2 separate regions of the Homo sapiens genome follow, and region 2 is linked to region 1. Evidence: chromatin contacts called from ENCODE Hi-C or POLR2A ChIA-PET data. All regions are on one chromosome and are shown on one strand. The core of a region is the stretch at or near the end of the contact, and the rest is flanking DNA. Distances in the headings are between cores, read along the strand shown. Region 1 overlaps NIBAN1 (niban apoptosis regulator 1). Region 2 overlaps NIBAN1 (niban apoptosis regulator 1).

The links. A loop is a pair of places that touch in the nucleus more often than their neighbours do. ChIA-PET counts read pairs that join two places held with the same protein, here RNA polymerase II (POLR2A). Pooled maps may share reads with other maps.
Region 2: a loop to region 1 is called in a map of naive thymus-derived CD4-positive, alpha-beta T cell, with 2.7 times the contacts of the local background. The contact joins two enhancer-like sites. A Hi-C loop is called at or near these places in 11 of 168 maps with a recorded cell type or tissue (CD4-positive, alpha-beta memory T cell, IMR-90, MCF 10A and 4 more), 11 of 37 single-sample maps with no recorded cell type and 10 of 50 pooled maps. POLR2A ChIA-PET finds 5 or more read pairs at or near these places in 7 of 52 experiments (AG04449, BJ, CD4-positive, alpha-beta T cell and 4 more).

Annotation. Positions count from the first base shown.
Region 1 is chr1:184,865,748-184,870,294 of GRCh38, reverse strand. The region is part of intron 5 of NIBAN1 (niban apoptosis regulator 1); the gene reads left to right. Among named protein-coding and RNA genes, the nearest start is that of NIBAN1, 110 kb to the left of the region's middle. Within about 2 kb of position 3,179, at least 10 of the 41 ENCODE cell types and tissues checked have a DNase peak (open chromatin) inside an H3K27ac peak, as active enhancers do.
Region 2 is chr1:184,825,133-184,829,564 of GRCh38, reverse strand. The region is part of intron 6 of NIBAN1 (niban apoptosis regulator 1); the gene reads left to right. The region is part of intron 1 of LOC107985238 (a long non-coding RNA gene); the gene reads right to left. Among named protein-coding and RNA genes, the nearest start is that of EDEM3, 72 kb to the right of the region's middle. RefSeq lists a silencer at 3,723-3,923. Within about 2 kb of position 1,749, at least 7 of the 41 ENCODE cell types and tissues checked have a DNase peak (open chromatin) inside an H3K27ac peak, as active enhancers do.

The DNA.
Region 1 (4,547 bases), core at 1,930-4,429:
GAGAGTTTAAACCTTTCCCATGTATAAAGGATTAGCTCTTAGCTCTGAAGACTTTGCTTAATCAGAAGATATTACTCATTTAAGGTTATTTAAAGATAAAAACTTTTAGCATATTGTAATCTATCAACCACTGCTTCTGAATGACTTGGTGTGGAATCAGAGTTGGGGGGAAGAGACTTTTAAAATTTCAGAGTCCCTGGCATTATTCCAGACCTACGAATTAGAATCTCTGAGGAAAGGAGCCCAGAAACGTACATTTTAAACAGCATCCCTTCAGAGTTAGAGAATCGTTGTTGCCTAGGGTCTTCCTTTTAAACATAAGGTATTTTGCTTCAGCAACTTAATTTTTATTTTTCTCAAATTGTATTACTGGTAAAGATTCATGATTTTTATAATATGAATTTAATGTTTGAAGTGATATTCAACAGCACAATAAAAAAGTGGTGAATGGTGGGCCGAGCGCAGTGGCTCACGCCCGTAATCCTAGCACGTTGGGAGGCCAAGGTGGGTGGGTCATTTGAGGTCAGGAGTTTGAGACTAGCCTGGCCAACATGGTGAAAACCCATCTCTACTAAAAATACAAAAATTAGCCGGGCATGGTGGCGCACAACTGTAATCCCAGCTACTCAGGAGGCTGAGGCAGGAGAATCGCTTGAACATGGGAGGTGGAGTTGCAGTGAGCCGAGATGGAGCCACTGCACTCCGGCTTGGGAAACAGAGTGAAACTCTGTCTCAAAAAAAAAAAAAGTAGTGAATGCAAATAAAAGTAGTGAATGGTCACAATGTGCTTAGCAATTGTAAGATAAAATTAAACTCTTTATAATATTTTAGTGAGAGGACCACAACTAGACTCTTCATGGGATTTCCTTTTTGAAAATAATCCTGAATCTAATAGCAAGCACAACTGAGATACATTTTCTTTACTGAGTTTTGCATTTCCAGTGTGACCCTTTCGCTTTTTATACTGGACGATCTAATTTTACGTAAGAGCTCACTCTGGTAAGCTGTACCGTGTGTAGGTGTACATGGATGATCTCCACTAGTAAGATAAAATACCTCTCTTCTCTTCTACTTTTATCCCCTTCTTCTGTCCGAGTGAGAGGCAATGTACCACCTTTCCCTTAGACATGACCATAAAATCCCAGAGGAAAGCAATATGCCTAAAATTATTTAGTCTGTTTCCCTTGCTTGAATATGCACTGGAATTCCCTGGCCTGGGGTGGGTCCTAAGAATTTGCATTTCTGACATGTTCTCAGGTAATGCTGATGCTGATACTACTGGCCTGGGGACCCTACTTGGAAAGCCACTGTATTAACTCATTTAATCCTCACAGCAGTCCTGTGAGGTAGGCACTATTATTGTCATCATGCCCATTTTATAGACGAGGGTTCTGGGGCAGCTGGTAAGACAGCTGGTGATCAGGACAAGATTTTAAAGCCAAGCAGGCCGACTTCAAGCCCGTGTTCTAAACTACTGTACCATGTGTCTTCTCAGTCAGCAGGTACTTATTAAACGCATACTGTGTGCCCTGTGTTTGACTAGCTGATATTTTTAAAAAAAATCTAATCTCATTCCTTATTCAGGAACAGATGATTTGAGGATACTCACTTCCTACTGAACTTGACATGGATAATTTCTTGATATCTACTTGAGAGGGACATGAGCTGCTACATCAATTGAAACTCAGGTGACAATTGAGATGCAGAAGTTAAGTCTTTTCTCTGCTTTTAAACATGAAGTTGTGCCTTAACCCAAAAGGGTGTTCCTGTGGTAAACTGTGTACTCTATAAATGTTCTCCAAAGCTAGAATTTTCTTGGTTTATGCAAATGTACAGCTGAGAATAATTTTGTGGGATATGTTGCAGGGGTGGGGTTGAAAAATTCATGGTACTTATCTATTACCAGTTCTTTGTGTTTTAAGTACTTAGCCTTTATTTTTTTTTCCTTTCAGCATTTTCTTTTGTTAACTGGATTCCCATACTGGCTGTTGCTGAGGGGGTTGGGGAAGTCCTGATCTGACCTGAATTTTTTAAAACAATTTTTTAGCATTTTCTTTTGGAGACCACAAATCATATTGCAAGTCAACAACGTCTGGGTGTTAGTGGGACATTTCTATTTTAAGAGGCTTAGAAAAGGAGGTAAAAAAGAAGGAAGTTGGAAGTTAGGAAGGAGCAATGAAAGCAAAGCACCCATTTTCACATCTTACCAGACAAAGCCCCTCCCTGCCAAGTTCCTTTCTGGTGGGAGATCAGGGCATGGCTCATGCAATCACCAGCTAAGAAAGGAACTGAGACTTCTCTTCATTTGTTGTTTTTTCCTTCCCCACCTTTCCCTAGAAACTATTAGACTGCCACACTGTCCCGTTGTGTGACACGGGACACTTTAAGTGACGGGGTAGACAAAAGCTGGAACAAAAGAGCCTCTATTAAGGTAAGGGTCTACTGTGTCCAGAACATTGTCTTAGATGCTGGGGGCAAAACAAACCGAAAACACAGTCATTGCTTATAAACCAAACTCAATTTGTAAGGCTATCCCACTCAGTTAACAGAGGAGAGTTTGAGGATGATTTCCTCCTGACTTTCCAGGATAAGTGGAATAAAAGAAATAGAAAATAGATCAGGAACATCATTTTGCCTCATTCCATCTCACTTTAAGTGAACTCGGGCCCAAGCCCAAGTGGTTCTGTTCCAGGAAACACGGTGGGTCAAGCAGGATGTAACCTTATCACACACCTTAGCCATTGTCCTTTCCTTCTTAAATCCCTAGTGAGGAGGATAATAGTTGAAGATATCCTTCTTTTTTTCTTCTCCAGGCTTTAGGATATCAGATTAGGTATTTTCAAGTTGAGAACAAAAAGCCTTACCACAAAGTTGTATTCTCCTTGTGCCAATAATAATGAGTCATTCTTGCTAAGAACATAGGTGGTTTGTATCTTTCTAGTGCTTCTTGTCAGAAGAAGCTTAACATGCACAGAGGGAGATATTTTTCCTGGCACAATAGACCCTAGTCACAAACCACAAAGTTTTGCAATAAGGCTATTCGTTAAGTGAATGCAATATTATAGCTGAGACACTTTTGGGGTGTGTGTGTGTGTGTGTTTGTGTGTAGGGGTGTGTGTGTGTGAGAGAGAGAGAGAGAGAGACCGAGAGAGAGTGTCTGTGTGTGATGGGGGCTATACCTCAGCTTCCTGTTTGGCCTTGCTGATGTCACCGCATTAGTATCGGTACTGCACTTCAGATTTTTGTACAGATGTAAGTCATCATATTTAGTATTTGACTTTAAAATGAATTGGTTTTTGCACATCTGTGCTCATAAATGAATAACAATAGAAGGGGGAAGAAATTTTGAATTTTGATTAGATGAAAGGGGTGCAAAACTTCCACTCTTTCTTTCATAGATACCTTGCAAGCCAAAAGCTTTCTAGAATTGCTAGGTGAAGTTCTAAATATCACTAATTTTGAGATAGGCTGATTGACATTTATGATTGGGTTTGGTCAGGATGAAGGGTAGTGAAATTACCAGCATAGATGAGTGAGTTGCCATTGGTCTAAATTTTGCCATCTCTGGTTTTCTTCTGATTTCTAGTTCCATATTTGGTGGCTTTAAATGAACACAGTACTGTTCTCTTCATACCATGTATATTTTTTACCAGGTCAGGAATCTAAGAAACTTATGATCTAATTTAGATGTCTCTGGAAATGTGAATTTCATAACTTAAGAGAAGGGAACAGATTTGAAATTGAAATATTATTATAGGGAGCTGACAGTTGGGTTAAGTGGATTGTTACACATTATCATCTTAAAATTACATTTCGTGTCTTCTTAACTTTCCTCCAAAGAACACATCCTAGAATTATAACACTATTTTCAATTCCCTCTGCATCTTTCAGCCCTTAGAACTAAATCCTAAGCCAATAGCTCACTTTTGGACTCCTAAATTTGATTTTCTGAAGGCCTTAGGTTAAATGTCATTTCCACCAGAACACCTTTCTTAATCTTTCAGGTAGGTGAAAGCCCCACAATTTTCTTCTATCTGTCCATTCATCTGTCCTTCCTTCTCTCGTACCTGTCCTTACTTCCATCACAGTTCTAATCACATCATGTCATCATTGACTATTTATTTATCTGACTCCTAAAACTAGGAGTTCCTAGAAGCCAAGTCTATGCCCATCTACTATTACATCTCAGCCATTAGTACTGAGTGTAGGGGTGTAGTAAGCACATACTCATTTTTTTTTAACTGAATAAAGGAGCATGGGAAGTAGGTCATCATTTGAAAAAGCATCTGGAAATGATAAGAATAGTTAATAAAGCATTCCGGATTGTTTAGGAGAAAGGTCTATTTTACTTGTTAACAGCAAAGGCAATTTCTTTGGAAGATTTTGCTTTCTTTTTTGACTATCTGTGCAGTTACTTGTTTATTTTTCATTTTCCATCAGCTTTACAACTTTTTTTCTCATGCTCCTCATCGCCTACTATCATTTGTGTTTAAGCCTTCCTTTACATAAAACAGTATTTTTGGCTTATTATTTGGATGATTAATGAA
Region 2 (4,432 bases), core at 500-2,999, 39 kb after region 1:
AACCTGGGAGGCGGAGGTTGCAGTGAGCCAAGATCATGCCACCCTACTCCAGCCCAGGTGACAGTATGAAACTCCATCTCAAAAAAAAAAAAAAAAAAAAGAATATATGTATTTAATAAATCCTTTCTGGGAGTTGAGTTTGAGTTTGTTTTGGCTTCAGGCTGATTATGTGCTAAGTGGTGTAAGTTGGAAGAGAGAGAAATGACTCGTCCCTTGCCATCATGGTGAGGCGAGACACACATAGAAAACATGCAGAAGACAAGGCACATATGTGTGTGGGGTATATGTATATGGGTCTCTATATAGATGGAGATTGTAAAGCATTTGTGCAAGTGGTCATAGTAAGCTCCTAGTTTTGCAGGATAAAAAACATTTTAAGTGGGAAAGCAAAACAAAACAAAAAAAGCAGAAAAGAGATCAGAAATCACTGGAGGTATCAAGTGTCCCACTAAGAAGTTTCACAGGGGCTGGGTGTGGTGGCTCATACCTGTAATCTTAGCACTTTGGAAGGCCAAGTTGGGAGGACTGCTTGAATCCGGGAGTTCGAGATTAGCCTGGGCAACATAGCAAGACCCTATCTCTTCAAAAAGTTTTGTACAAATTAGCTGGGAACAGTGGTATGTGCAGGTAGTCCCAGCTATTTGGGAAACCAAGACAGTAGGATCATTTGAGCCCATGAGGTCAAGGATGCAGTGAGCTGTGATTGTGCCACTACACTGGGCAACAGAGAGACCCTGTCTCAAAAAAAAAAAAAATGGTTTTGCTTCTCTCAGAATTTAAGTGTTTTGGTAAAATAACAGACTAATAAAATGTGAATGCTGGAGGGGCATTTCAGGATTATTTGTCCAGCACCCTACAGGTAAGAGAAAGAACATTCAGAGCAGTTGGCTGAAGTCAGAAAACTAGTCTGTTACAGAAATGCATTTTAAACCGGCTTGGAGAAGCTGGTAAAAGGAAATGGCCTCTAAAGCTTACTGTGTGAGGCCAGGTAAGGATTATAGTTCCCCTCAGACTCTAAGACATGGTGCATAACAGTAAAGCAGTGTCTACCCTAAGACTCATAGAAAAAAGAGGCCAGGGGCCCGGAGAAGCTACCAAGTGGTTAAAGAAAATGGCATAGCATAACTGAGTTTGAGAAAATGACATCTTTTGTTTAAAGTGCTGGGTTTATTTGCATTTTTTCTTCCTGTCTGCTAAGACCTTAATCTTAACCCTGTCCTGAACCCCTCTACCCTAGGGGCCTGCATTCAGACTTCCAGCCTTGCTCCATTACCTTCATAGTAATGACTCACACAGCAAGAATGGAAGGCCCTCATAGCGATGGTTATTTTAGGCAAGTGCTCAGGCAAAGCAACTATCTCAGAATAACTTGCCTGGCAGACTGTTAAGGTGAAAATATTTGTATGCCAGTAAAAACATCAACATATTTTCTACTTGTCAATATAAATATATCAAATGAGATCATGAGGGAAAGGGCTTTGCAACTGTAAAGTATCTCTAGCTATGTGATATATTTATTATTTGCTTTTAAAATACCAAGATGGGCTAGAGAACAGCTCATAATTCCCACAGAACAGTTTCAAGACGGAAAAAAAAAAAAAAAACAAAAAACAAAACTACCCGCATTTTTAGGCCTTGTCCACGTGCTCCAGAGTTGTCTTTTGCTGAAAGATCTTAAGTGTGACTCCTTTTGACTGGATTTTTTCACCCACGGCCACTCAGTAATGCAAGGGGCCTGGACCAGCAGCCTGGTGAGACTGCGGGGCCTGCTTCAGGAAGGAGGGTGGTCTCTCTGGACCCCACACCTTCCTGACAGCTCAGCATCTGAAAGGAAGCACTGTGGTGTGGCCTTCAAGGGGCGATCCCGGGTTTGTTGGTTTTGATCAACCTAGTGACATGCTTAGTTTCTTGTAGGAGTGATAGAATTTTTAAATCTCCAAGTCCTAGCAGTTAAGTATACAAAACACTGCCCTTGCCAACACCCCCCATTAAAAAAAAAAAAAACTGAAGTATTTTTAGGTCACTTATGTTAAAATTCAGTGGATACTGTTCTGAGGGGAAGAGGCTAGGGAATTCCTTCATTATTACAATTTATTTATTAGATTAGCTACTTTCTCTAGAAAAGCCCAAGACCTTAAGACTCTGCTTGTGGAAGGCAGACCATGGTAGGGAATGCCAGAGTGGGCTCTGGGGAGGTGACAGGCAGCACTCGATCAGGGCAGGGTGGGGCTGAAAGTCGGAGGATGAGGATGGTGGTTGGGATGCGATGCACTTGAGCTTCAGCACCCACAGGCTCTGCTGCCCTGTGGCTATTCCCTGAGCCCCACTCCCCCACTGTATTAGTCCGTTTTCATGCTGCTGATAAAGACATAACCGAGACTGGGTAATTTATAAAGAAAAAGGGTTTTAATGGACTCTCAGTTCCATGTTACTGGTGAGGCCTCACAATCATGGAGGAAGGTGAAAGGCGCATCTTACATGGCAGCAGACAAGAGAGAATGAGAGCCAAATGAAAGGGGAAACCCCTTATAAAATCATCAGATCTGGTGAGACTTATTCACTACCACTAGAACAGTATGGGGGAAACAGCCCCTAGGATTCAATTATCTCCCACCAGGTCCCCCACACAACACATGGGAATTATAGGAGCTACAATTCAAGATGAGATTTAGGTGGGGACACAGCCAAACCATATCACCCCCCCGCCACTCGTAACCCACTCCCACCCTCTCTTTTTCCTCGCAGACATATTTCCTTTAATTCCCTAAGTTGTAACATAGAGCCAAATTTCTTGGAACATTGTGTGGGAAAGACTAAACAAAACTATAAGCCCACCCAAATGGAACATTATTTTTCTTTGGCCTTTATATATAGCATTTTCATATTTTCAAACCCATTTCACACTTATGCTAAAATTCTGACCAGTCTCTGCAAAAGGATGAATTGGGACAATTCTTATGACCCTTGAGTTTCATAATGTCAACCCACTGATTTTAAATTCTGGCATTGGTCTCTCTTCCTCTTGGCTCACTCTTCCCATACCACACTTTCGGCAGATGTGTTCCAAACAAGAACTTATCCCATTGAGCAGGGTGGGCTGGTGGATTATTAATTACCCACTGAATCTATTAGGTTGGTGCAAAAGTAATTGCGGTTCTTGCCATTACTTTCAATAATTGTTGGACCTGCTAATTTCCATGGAGTTTTGTGCATGTTAGGTTACTCTTAAACACCACAGAAAATGGTGATTCATCTCTTGACTGCCCCCAGAGAAGGCTGAAGAAAGGTCAAAAACATCCCCACCAGTGAATTACCAGGGCTAGTGGAAACTCTGTCCCCATCATAACTTTTGTCACGCCAGGCAGATCCACTTGGCAGATGACAGGAGCCCCACTTGCTGCCCAGAGCTAAGCACCTTCTCTGCCAGCAACCCACAGGCACAGTGGGACTGGATAGCTCGTCCACCTCCACCCTGAGAGTGTTTCTATTTGCTTCAGTGAAAGCGTTACACCTTGCTGCGACAGAGCCCTGATTAAAGGCAAGATCAAATGAGCTCACGGGCATTTCCACTAGTGACCAGTGACCTCAGAGCAAATCTTCCTTAATTCCCAAAGCATAATTTGAATTTTTATGAGAAGTGAAAGGAGGAGGTCAGTTATTTTGGACAAATATTATTTCAAACTCATAGAACAGATGTTTCAAGTGATTCCCTACTTTTCTGCCTGCTTCCCTTCCTAAAACTGTGCTTCCCCTTTTGTAAATCTTAGTGTGCAGCCTATGATTGCAAGCTGAGCTGTGGGCCTTGAAAGACTCGTGGTGAAAGTGAATCTGAACAGCAAAGCTGCTGCAATTCAGGAGCAGGGGTAAAGAAGGAAGGGCCAGTAGCATGAGTGGATGTGTAGAATACTGCTCAGATTCACAAGAAATAGTTTAATTGAGCCAAGCAAAATTTTAGGAGTGATGTGGGAACACATTTTTTAAAAACACTTGAAAAATTTAGACACTCCCTCCCATATTCTTTTTTTATTTTTTCCTTTTTCTTTGTTTCAGTCCCATTAATTATCTCATACCCTCCCATAAATGTTCCAAATATTTGTTTGTTCCAAAATATTGGTTATTGCCTTCTTTTTCCTTTTTCAAACTGTATCCAGTCTTATTAAAGATGCTTTTTGTAAGCAATCATCGTATATTAGACAGGCCATGAGCAGACAATTGCTAACAGTATACAACAACTTCCAAACTCTCTTCTTCAATGAACCAAAATCAGACAGCTGTATAAAACCCAGTGAAATCTTCATTTGCTTAGACTCTCGATTGCAGTGAGGGTTGACATTTCACATGTAGCATGTTGTTTAACAACTTTTCATGAGCCAATCTTGACTTTCAGGAAATGAAATGAAAATGGCAGAATCATCAGTCTGGAGATCCACAA